2 separate regions of the Mus musculus genome follow, and region 1 is linked to region 2. The links are chromatin loops, found by intact Hi-C in ENCODE. Cell type or tissue: left cerebral cortex. All regions are shown on one strand. Links, peaks and the distances in the headings refer to the core of each region. The heading gives the core; the rest is flanking DNA. Region 1 overlaps Fam110b (family with sequence similarity 110, member B). Region 2 overlaps Fam110b (family with sequence similarity 110, member B).

Evidence for each region. Peaks named below come from ENCODE experiments on the same cell type or tissue, not always from the same donor. Only the 100,000 strongest peaks of a DNase experiment are listed, where the experiment ranks them.
Region 1: it touches region 2 in a loop (4-fold over the local background); 6 of 42 quality-filtered maps call a loop at or near these places.

The regions. Positions count from the first base shown.
Region 1 is chr4:5,796,086-5,801,465 of GRCm38, reverse strand. Fam110b (family with sequence similarity 110, member B) reads right to left here. Exons shown (of 3, transcript NM_173426.3): 3 at 365-3,197. The coding sequence starts at 2,882. The coding sequence ends at 1,782. Among named protein-coding and RNA genes, the nearest start is that of Gm24337, 110 kb to the right of the region's middle. RefSeq lists an enhancer at 1,130-4,639. In left cerebral cortex, for the core only: CTCF peaks have their summits at 1,220 (motif pointing left) and 3,172; a DNase peak (open chromatin) is centred at 3,399; H3K4me3 peaks cover 1,349 bases; H3K27ac peaks cover 1,221 bases.
Region 2 is chr4:5,721,292-5,726,671 of GRCm38, reverse strand. All of the region lies in intron 1 of Fam110b (family with sequence similarity 110, member B), which reads right to left. Among named protein-coding and RNA genes, the nearest start is that of Gm24337, 36 kb to the right of the region's middle. In left cerebral cortex, for the core only: no CTCF peak of the experiment used is centred there; DNase peaks (open chromatin) are centred at 1,205, 2,402 and 4,119; H3K4me3 peaks cover 2,065 bases; H3K27ac peaks cover 1,414 bases.

The DNA.
Region 1 (5,380 bases), core at 277-5,276, 75 kb before region 2:
CAAATGAAAACAGGACTAACCATTTCAAAGTTATGCTCCCCACAGTAAGAATTCCAACATTTCAACTAAAGAGTATTCTGAAAATTTCAAGAAAGTCCCGATGTTTAAGGAAAAGCAAAAATAAAATAAAAATAAATTAACTAAGTGAAAAGGTGGCATATTTTAGGGACCTTGCAGTAACTATTTTAGCAAACATGTACTGAAGTAACTACAACTAAGAATAGTGCTGCTCATAATTGTTGAGCTGAGGTGAGATCAATGTAATGGAACAATGTTTCTTGATGCCTATAAAAATGTGCTTCTGACCCACAGTCCACAGTGAAATTCTTATGAAGAAAATAAAGGACAAAGAAATCAGCACAGGTAAAGCCTACACCAGAGCTATTTATTAGCATAACTTTCTTCTTAGATTCCAGAACAACTAAAGTATGTACAAAGTCTTACAGCATTCACTCTGTTTAAAGGCTCCTAGTAGCTGATGAGGAACAGGATGGCTCTGCTGCAAACCTGTGGGCTATGAAGCAGTGCAGCAGCAGACCACCACTGGGGTCCTCTGCTTCCACTGCCAACATTCTAGCAGCTGGCTCATAGCGCCTGGAATCACCTGAGGAGGGAGGGCAGGTTATTGTGGGACCGGGCAACAAGAGACAACAGGGTGGAAAGCTACAGTGTTTCTACAGTTTTCTAGAGCTGTAACAAATACCCTCAGCCTGAGAGAGGAGTATAAACAAAGAAACAGCATCACACTGCTGCAATGTGAAGCTGGGGGCACGGGGACGAGGTGGAATGGAGACTATACTGACATGAATGGTATCCTCACTTCCCTTCACGTCTTCAGAGAGTGCAAACCTGCAGAAATCCAACCCATCTGCCCCAAACAGAACAACTACCATGGGAGCAAGGGAGGAAAACAACAGGAGTTAATAGTTCTTGGCCAAAAGCACAAAACAAAATAACGTTTTAAAAATAGCATTCCATATCAGCTTTAACCAGCTGTAGAGTGGTACTTCCTGTTGGGTTACTACTAGAGATTTCTGAATTATCCCACTTTGAACAGCATCACCAGTCTCTCCACCCTCCTCCCAATCAATATTTAACCTTCTACATTTGCTTATCCCAGATTTTATCTGATTGTCTTTCCTGGGGTCATTACTACAGAAATACCAACTTGTACAGTGAATTGGAGTGAGGGCTACACTGTTGCCCCACAGGGCTCCACCAAGTGGTAAGAGAATACCAAGCCCGAAGCAAAGGAGCAAGGCCCCCCACTTGATTTCACATAAAGAAACTCTAGCCTGGCCCTATCTGTCAGTCATTCTGTGTCTGGTGACAAGTCCCATATATTTTCCCAGTGTTATGGTCTCCCATGTAGGCAAAGTGGCTTTTTGTTTCAAAAAGATTCTGCTCTCAACTTAGAAGCCAGTTGATAAAATTTTTAATTAAGACACAATAGCGCAGGGTATAAAAACACAAAACCACATAAATATCGAAGAAATCGAAACCTTTTTTTTTTTTTTTCCTGTAAACAGTTTTGCTTAAGAGCAAAGCCCTAATCAGACTCTGGCCGGAAACTTTTGGCAGATGTTCAGCAAGGTTCTGCAGAGGTGTGACCAAGGAAGCCAGGCCAGTCGCCATGTTGACAGGCATGCAACTTGAGAACATTGCACAACAAGCAACACAAAGGGTGGAGAAGCTCACAACACTTCAAGGAGACCTCACAACCTTCACAACTGTGTATGCACAGACAGACCCACCCCCCCTCCTTTTCACCACTGTGCCTCTTACACGTGGGACACCTTCTGTGACTCTCTAGCTTGTTTGATGCTATATAGCCACTTGATGATTCTAGCATTTCTTTCAATGGCAGAAATGCCATATGGCACCCGGTCATTGGCACTGTCATCATTTCTAAGGTCACTGTTACTGTCCTGAGACTGTTCACAGTCTGAGCTGATCATGCTTGCGCTGCGGAAGTTGAGAGATATGATGTCAGAATTAGCCCTTGCAAAGTTCTCCATGCCAAGGTTTTCCAGCTCTTCCGGGTCAAGTCCGCAGTAGTTGAAGAACCTCTCCACATCTGCATCTACTCGGAAATACCTGTCACTCAAGTCTGACTTGGACCGCTGAAGGGAAGGTCTCCGGCTGACCCCACAGGCTGGTTCCACCTGGTCAGCCTCGGGGGACTTCATGGCAGCCACCTTGGGCTTGGGAGGCAGGGGAGGGGCTGAACTGCTGCAGGGGATGGCTTTAAGGGGCTTCACACTGGTCACTTTGCGGATGTCTGAGGAGCTGTGTGAGACGTGCAGGAAGGTCTCCGCGGACTGCTCCAGCAGCCTCCTGCTCACGTGGGAGCTGCTCTCCTGCGGGCTGCCATGGCCAGGTGTAGGGTACACCTTCAGCGACTCTGCGAAGGAATGCCGGTGCAGGTCAGTGGTGTCCCTGTGAGGCGGCCAGTTTCGGGAGCTATGCTTGTGGCCGGAGCCAGAACTGGACCCCTCTGAGCTGTTGATGATGTTCTTGAGGATCTCAAGCTTGAGGGTCTCACGTTGCACACCGCTCTCGGTCTTGGCATGGTTGCCGAACACCTTGAGAGTGGGGCTGCCCAGTGCACGCTTGGTTCCTGGGCACACAGGGGGCTTGGCCAACACGGCCGGCTTCACTGGCTCCTGCTTGGCATTGATCACCTCCTGGCTCTTGACGTATTTGGCCTTGTCAGCCTCCAGCCGCTCTACCGCACTGAGTCTCTTGGGGTTGGGCTCAGCCTGCCTGCGGAAGTAGTCGGGTCCTTTGTTCAGGATGCGCAGGGGCACCGCCGACGTGAAGGTGCCCGCGGGGCTGACAGGCTTCACCATGCTACCTGTCTGTAGAGTCTCCGTGGGCATGGTGGGCGGTCTTTCCCCGGCAGCCGTGGTGGATGCTCTTCTGGGTGCCTCTGGCCGGCCTGAACAGACACATGTACACGAAGCACAAAGGGCAGATGAAGGATCCTGGAAGCAGTGTCAGCCGCGGCTGCGCCTCATCTCACAGCTCATTAACCGCCACTGTGGCTTCGGTGCACTTTTCTCCCCTTCCAGGCCGTTCCTACACAAAAAGGCCACAAGCCACAAGTTCCTTTTAATAGGCTTGGCTGCCTCCTTTCTTCTCCCTGAAGGCTGTGGGAGTCTCCTTCAGGTCTTTGTGCTCAACTGCAGGCAGAGCTGAAACACAAAACAACCAACCGCGGGTTAGGAGGGGCGGGTGACATCACAGCTCTAGCAACAGAGGAACCCCGCAGTGCTCCCACCTCGGTGGCACCCCAGCCTGCCAAGAGACCCCCTAAGGTCAGTGAGGCTTGCAACTGGCAATTCCCTGTTAACTTGGCACCGAGGGCAACTGGGACCTCTCATGGAGCCTGCGCCGCCTCGGCAGCAGCCAGATGTGGGCGTTTGCCAGAAAGAAAGCAGCAGAGGCTTCCCACGGAACTCTTCCAGCTGCCTCCCCATTGGTGAGAACCGCCTCCTAAACACGCCTGGCTGGCATCACATAGAGTGAGACCCAGGAAATACTCGTGAATTGAGAACTGAGGGTTCAGCCAAGCCCTGTTCCGTTCTGCAGCTCATTAAATGCTAGGGACTTCCTAAGACCTCCATCTGTTTTTGCAGCAACGTGGGTGATGTGCGCTGTTGTGTCCCTTTTGCAGTGCTGTAAAACTTGTTACCACTTCTGACCAATCTGTCAGTGAAACCTAAACCAATCATTTCTTTAATAATAATCAATTCTTTAACAATTCAAAAACTGGAAAGGTGATGAGAAATAGGGGTGGCAAGAAACAAACCAAACCACAAAAGCTTGTAAGAAATACAACCAGTTTCAGTTTTCTGACTTTTAGCAAGAAGTATTGTTTCAAAGCATTGTTCTAGAAACCAAGAATGCATGTGAAGTTTTTCTCATTAAAATTTACATTTAGTTAAAAATAACTATTATAGAAATACTCAGAGGGGAAGCATATGAGTGGATAAGTTAATTATAAAATGCTATATAATTTCTTATTCTTGACAAGTGTGAAACTTCGTCTTTCCTTTTGCTAGTAGGAGAGCCTACTTACCAACCATTAGCATTCCAAAGCAGCCAGACAATGACCTCACCAGTGTTCTCTTATAACAAGGAATATTAAGAGAGTGATACATCTAGCTAGCATGCTGAGTTACAAAGGTGAACAACATCTAAGGTGATATTACTGTAAGTTTTTCCTGTCATGTGAGATACTGAACACAGGGAGGAAATAACCGGCATCTCTCCTGATAATTTTCTCAAATGCTTCGCCTCTAAATACAATCTATCCTGCTTTATTGGAGCCAATTTTCGTAATCTGCAAAGGGATTTGTTTTAATAAAAATGTGTCCTATGCAATATTTGAGAAACCCCAAGGTGATGAATACATAGTGATTTCCTTTAATTGTGCGATTCTAGTTTGATGCCTCAATTTGGTGAAAAAAAAAAAAAATCAAACAGAAAACAACACCCTGCCACCACCCACAAAAATTAAGTGAGATTCTTTCTTTGAATGTAATTTGAAGAAAACTGCTGGAAGAAGCCCTAATTCTTTGAGCCTGTATGTTGGTTAATCTGCTATTTAGGTTAGGGTCCATCTCACTGGGCAGGGAACAGGGGTGTCTTGAGGAAAGCAGCATCCTGGGCTCTACTGAGCAGACAGCATAGCAACCAGCAAGCCTGGGCGGGGAGGCAAGCCCAGCGATCACAGGTATGGTATGGAAGAGAGAGATGCACACAGTCAGCCTATCTGAGGAAGGTGTCACTGTGGCCTTAGAAATACTTTCTCTGTGACCTCCTCCTTTTTAACTTTTACCCCTTTGCCTTAGAAGCCAGAGTACCCCCTCCCCCTGCAGCTCCCTCTAGAAGCAGGGTATAGAACCCACAACCTTCCCTTAGGTAGATCGTATGTTTTAATGTGCTCTCTGTGCATCAAAAAACCAGGTGGTTCACCTTCGGCCTTTGAGCTTTTAATCCAAAGGCTCTAATCTAATGTAAACCTAAAATCAACTATTTTCCTGGATTTTTTTGTTTGTTTTTGTTTTGGGTGTGTGAGAAACAAGAAAGAGTCTTTTATATAGTACTTTACCCATGGTTAACTATACAACTGTCAAAATGCCTCTATGTCAGGGAAAATGCTGGAAGGTTAGAAAAGAGTGAAGAGTGGGCCTTAGATCTATGCCTAAAGAGAGTAGCCCTCCAAGGTACCCACAGATGGATCAGAAGGCAGCAGCTGAGCGACCTTTCATGGGCATGAATTAGATAAAAGTCCTATAATCCATTCCTGCTCAGAAACATTGTGGCTCAAGGACCCAAGGCAGGTGGTCATTTTAAATTTCAAAATGGGCTG
Region 2 (5,380 bases), core at 235-5,234:
TTGGGTGCAGCTCACAGGAGGTGCCCCGTGCAGTCTGATAGGGGAAAGTGAATCCACAGTAAATAATGAAAAGACAACAGCTATCTATTTTTAAGGTGATTCCCTTAGAGAGGCAGGGAGTATTCCAGCAGACCAAGAAGGAAGGAAGGAAGGAAGGGCTGAGGATACAGCTCAGTGGCAGACACTTGTCCACCATGACTTGGGCCCTATGTTAGATCCCAATCCTATAACTAAATAATTATTACGTATAATTATGATATAATTGAGGATAGTATATATATATATATATATATACATATATATATATATATATGTATATATATATATATATAAAGTTATTATATAACTACGTCAATGTATCCCTCCCCAGATGAGTGTCTGAGCCTAAGTTTTAAAAGGCAGAATGGTTCTGTCTATGTCTGCAATAGGAAGAATGTCAGGCCAAGAATGATGGTTATACAGAAGAGATGCCTGGACTTTTGTAGAAAAAACAAACAAACAAACAAACAAACAAGCCATCATGACTGATTACAAATTTTAAACTGTCAAAAAATATCCATTTTTATTTTCAGTTTTCAAGCATAGATTCTCCCTAATGTATTAAGAACAAAAAGTTAAGTGATAAAAGTGTATGTTGTGTTACTTTGCAAAAACTTGATCTCCTTTTATTAGTAGATGCTAGCTGGTGCTGTGGCCCATCAGAGGTCCATCAGGGAGTGTATTAGGGTAGGCACTGTACACAGTGAGGGTGGATGAGGTTTGTACGCAGCAGGTGTCATATGAAGAATGGCTGTGTCTTCATTTCACCCCCATGGTGTCTCACAGCTGAACACATCTTCCCACTGTCTCGAGGCTATCAAAGCCACTATGCCAAACTCCATTACGGGCCATGAAACTTCCACAATGCTTCGACTTTCCTCTTGAAATTGCTACGTGAGTTAATGCTGACTGGATAATTTATTCCTTCCCAGGAAGATTTGGGAGTGAGGGCATGTGGTATGGTGAGGTACAGTTAGTAACCTGAAGGGTTTCTCTGCCCAAACTGTGTACTGGACCACTTTAAGCAGGATACAGACCGAGACAAGAGAAGTTATTTTCACAGAATATATAAACTGCAATCTTGGCTTTTCAGGACCAGGAAACACTTTCTGACAGTTTTTAGAGTCTGCATGACTCTCTCTGCTGATAGCAGACGCATGGTGGCAGCTGGCCAGCCCTGTGACTGGTGACTCAGGACACAAGTTTCTGTGGAGTCTGCAGGCTGACACAGAAAGACATCGGTTTTCAAGTTTAAGGACTAGGAGAGAGGCAGGGGCTCTGAACCCAAAACAAGGTTCTTTCCGGTGATTCTTTGAACCTTGGTCTTGCTAATAACTATTTTTTCTTTCATAATAGAGTACCTTTATTGCAGAACTTAAGGCTTTTTTTTTTTAATCTCCCTGTCTGGAAAATGAACCAGGCAATTCTTAATAGAATAAAAACTGTTGAACATGGTAAGAACACATCTCCCTACTGTGACATTCCAACTGCAAGAGCAGCATCTTTTGAACAAAGCCTGGAGGCAAATACTTCCTCAGGCGTGGTTGATAAATACCTACATGTGGCTATTTCCCAAAATGAGATCTGCTAACACTCACTGTACTAAAGAAGCTTCATTGAGACTACGAGAGGTGAGACAAAGAAACCCATCCAAAATGAAGGCTGCACACATCTGTGAAGAAACAATAGTACATTACTTCTCCAGCTAAAAACCAGAGAGCAACTCACAAGCCTTCTGCCTTCCTCTAATTAAAGTATGATCTACTAAATTCTCCTTGTTTTCGAATTATCTGGGAGTCAGGACTCAAAGTGAAGTCAACAGCCCTGACATACACCAACAAAGACACCTAAATAGAAGCAACACCGGCTTTCCCAAACCGAAAAGAACCAATGAGAATCACTCCCAGGCACATGCACCCTTGCATTCAGGTGAAAACAAGGCTCCTCCATGAACAGACAAGCAATCTCTCCCTGCGAGAATGTGTATTAGTATGGAGCACTAATACACAGTGCACAGACAGCGTCAACAAAGCAAGATCAAATTAGACAGATGACACTATCAGCACGCTTCATTTCATGCATGGCTGTGTTGCTCAGAAGAGAGAAAGACTCGAGTAATTACCGTGAACTGAGACTCCTTCACTGACCTCCGCCTGCAGCTAGCTGCAGGTCCTTATTCCACCGAGCCTTTGCAACAAAGAACACCTGCTCTGCTGAGTAGGACTCCTTCTTTAATGTAACCAACCATGCACCTTGCCTATGTTCTGCAAGAACACAGCACAGTGCCTCTGTATCTACGTCTCTAATGCAGCATAAGGATTACTGTGGAAACCTATCAAGCGTGTGAGCAGCAACGCCAGCCAATGAGGATAAGGCACATGCGGAGTCCAGCACATGCTCTCTGAGGCACAGGCTGTCACCAGCACTGAGCAGGCTGCTAATCTAATTATAGCTAGTTTGCTAGCACAAGAGTTACTGGAGCAAGGCACCGGAGCAAATTAAATTTTAATAAATTAAACCCCACAGACACAATCATCTTGATTTTCTGTCATTTTAAGGATTAATGTATTACCTCCTAACCCGTAAGTGAATTTTAAAGTGTGTTCTTATTTCCCTCTCATCTAGTGAAACAAAGAATACTTAGATCAATGAGTGTGCTACCTGCTAACTTATACTGAGACCCCAGCACTGAAGAACTATCATCAATTTGGAGGCTCAGACATACTAGTGAGGGAGCTAGAAAATCCAAGCCTAGCTTTATTTACCATGATTAGTAATTTGCCATTAATTTTCAAAAGTGCTGATCAATTAATTTCTTTTCAATATAGTTTAAAATGCCATGCAGATTTCCATCCACAGTGGAAAAAGGCTAACCAAGGTGTCAAAAATCCTGAGTATAATGATAAATAATTCACAGATCAAAGTGAAAAAGTGATCGCAAGTCATTCTAAAAGGTGAATTTGCCTGTTATACAGTTTTCTGAGAAATGTTGTCCTTGGAGCCAGGTACTGTGCGAGGCAGCTTGGTATAGACTGAAAAGCATATGCTGTCATTAGTAGTGTGCTCCCTGGCCTTATGATCTAGAGCTTTCATTCCCAAGTTGTATGGCCCATAACAAGTATCTAGTCTCTGCCTCTCAGACATAACAGAAGGAGTCAACACAAAAGGTTATTACCAGTGAGCTCTAAGCAGTGAGCACATGAGGTCAAAATTAAGCAATCATTTTTTATGGAATAATTTGACCTACCTATCTACCTACCTACCTTCCTTCCTTCCTTCCTTCCTTCCTTCCTTCCTTCCTTCCTTCCTCCCTCCCTCCCTCCCTCCCTCCCTCCCTCCCTCCCTCCTTTCCTCCCTTCCTTAACTGTATCAAGGGAAGTAATAAATAATTAAATAATTAAATGATAAATGGTGATGGTGCTGACAGCAAGCCTGACCAACCACAGTTCTTTCACAAGTACTCACTGAAGTTTGGAGTCATTTCCCTACCTCTGTGTATGGAACATTCTTGGTTGTCTACCAATGCAGTGATCTCTATGAAATTATAAACATAAGTGAATCTCACTAATGACATACAGAGTAGACTATAAAACACACATTTCAGAAGTACTTGGGTTTTGTAACGAGAAATTCAACTTCAGAGCTACAATTTAGAAAGAAGAGAAAGAGCAAGCTCACCTAGTAAAGGCAACGTTAGCTGTGAGATGAACCGACCTGTGCTTCTCTCAGCATTAGTCTCCTTCCTCCAGACAGATTCTATAGGGTGAAAAGCTGAGCAAGTCTGCTCATTTTTAATTCCTGGACAACAGGCTGCTCTCCAAAGCCAAGTTCCACCTCAAGGATGCAGTGTAAATCTCTTACTGTCACACATTCCATTCTTTTGATATTTATCTAAAACTTGTCACAAAGAGCTGCTGTATTCCACAGGCACTGCAATTTGCTCAGATATTCCTAAGAATCATCAAGAGAAATGGAAAACAAGTACTGACCAAGAACACGTGACTCTTTTGGAAAAAGAAACCAGCGTGAGGAATGGCTTGACTCATGTATCCCCATGGCTAATGATTCATGAGTGATGCTCAGGCAGGAATGCTGACATCCACAGCAACCTGGAACTACAGGATGGAGAGAAGCTTGCCAGGGAAAGTGGCTGCTGGCGTATTGCAGTGACGGGCGGAGCCCATCACAGTTCTCATAAGGCAGAAATCTAGAAGGAGCTCCCTTGGTCCCTTGGACTGAAGCACAGCTCCCTGCAGGCTGTGGGATGCAGACTAGTAACACTTCTAAGCATTTATCTAGGAAGCATCTAACAGTTTCCACCTTCCTCTTCCTTTAACAGGCGGCTAGCTCAAAATAGGCACTAAAAAGCTGTTTGATTAATTTGTTTCTTGCTTATTTTGTTGAAGACATTAAACAGATACTTTCCAAGAGAAGGAAGCAACTGTCCTTTCTTGGATCTTAACCTCCAACAGATTCCAATATTTGTTTGAACCAGAATAACAATCCATCAGTAGTCTTTCATAAGGCCACTCTGTGAGGGGAAACAAGGTAACGCATTATCTGTACCTCTATGTGTACACAAGTGCTGCACGTCGCACATGCACACACAGGTAAGAAACATTTCTTTTTGAGTTTCAGTCAACTCATCCTTGATTTTGAAAACAAAAAAGCATTTTTTTTCACTAGGTATAAAGGCAGGCTGAGCTGGGGAACAATGCAGGACGAAGTGTTCTGACTCTACCAGAGCTTCCACACTGACAGGGAAACAAATGGCCACTGTGTCATTATTAATGAACAAATGAGCACTAAGGACTCAGTGAACCGCAGTGCAGCACAGGATTCTGAAGGCACCTATGTGGGTGAAGAGGCTGCTCAGTATTGGGGACCATTCTCTGCTGCCTCTGTGATGACAACTTCAGAAGTTGTGAAGGTCGTGAGAGGCTACAGAGGCTGGAAAGTGCAACAGGAAGGGAAACAAAACCAGGCCAAAGTGGGAAAAGAGTGACAGAAGCCCTGAGGAAATCTAGATGATAGCTGGACTTATTCCTGTAGACCTTTCTTGTATCAGTCTCCCATGATCCCGGCCTATTCTCGTTGCTGTTGTTTTGTTGTTGTTATTTTGCTTTCATCAACTTGACACAAGCTAGAGTTAATTGAAAACAGGAAACCACAGAGGAAACAAACAAACAAACAAAACAATGCATCCTTGAGATCAGCCTGTAGGATCCAAGCCTAGGGGCACTTTCTTAATCAGTGATTGATGTGGGAGGGACCAGCCTACTGTAGATGTGGCCACCCCTGGGCAGGTGGTCTTGGGGTGTATGATAAAGCAGGCTGAGGA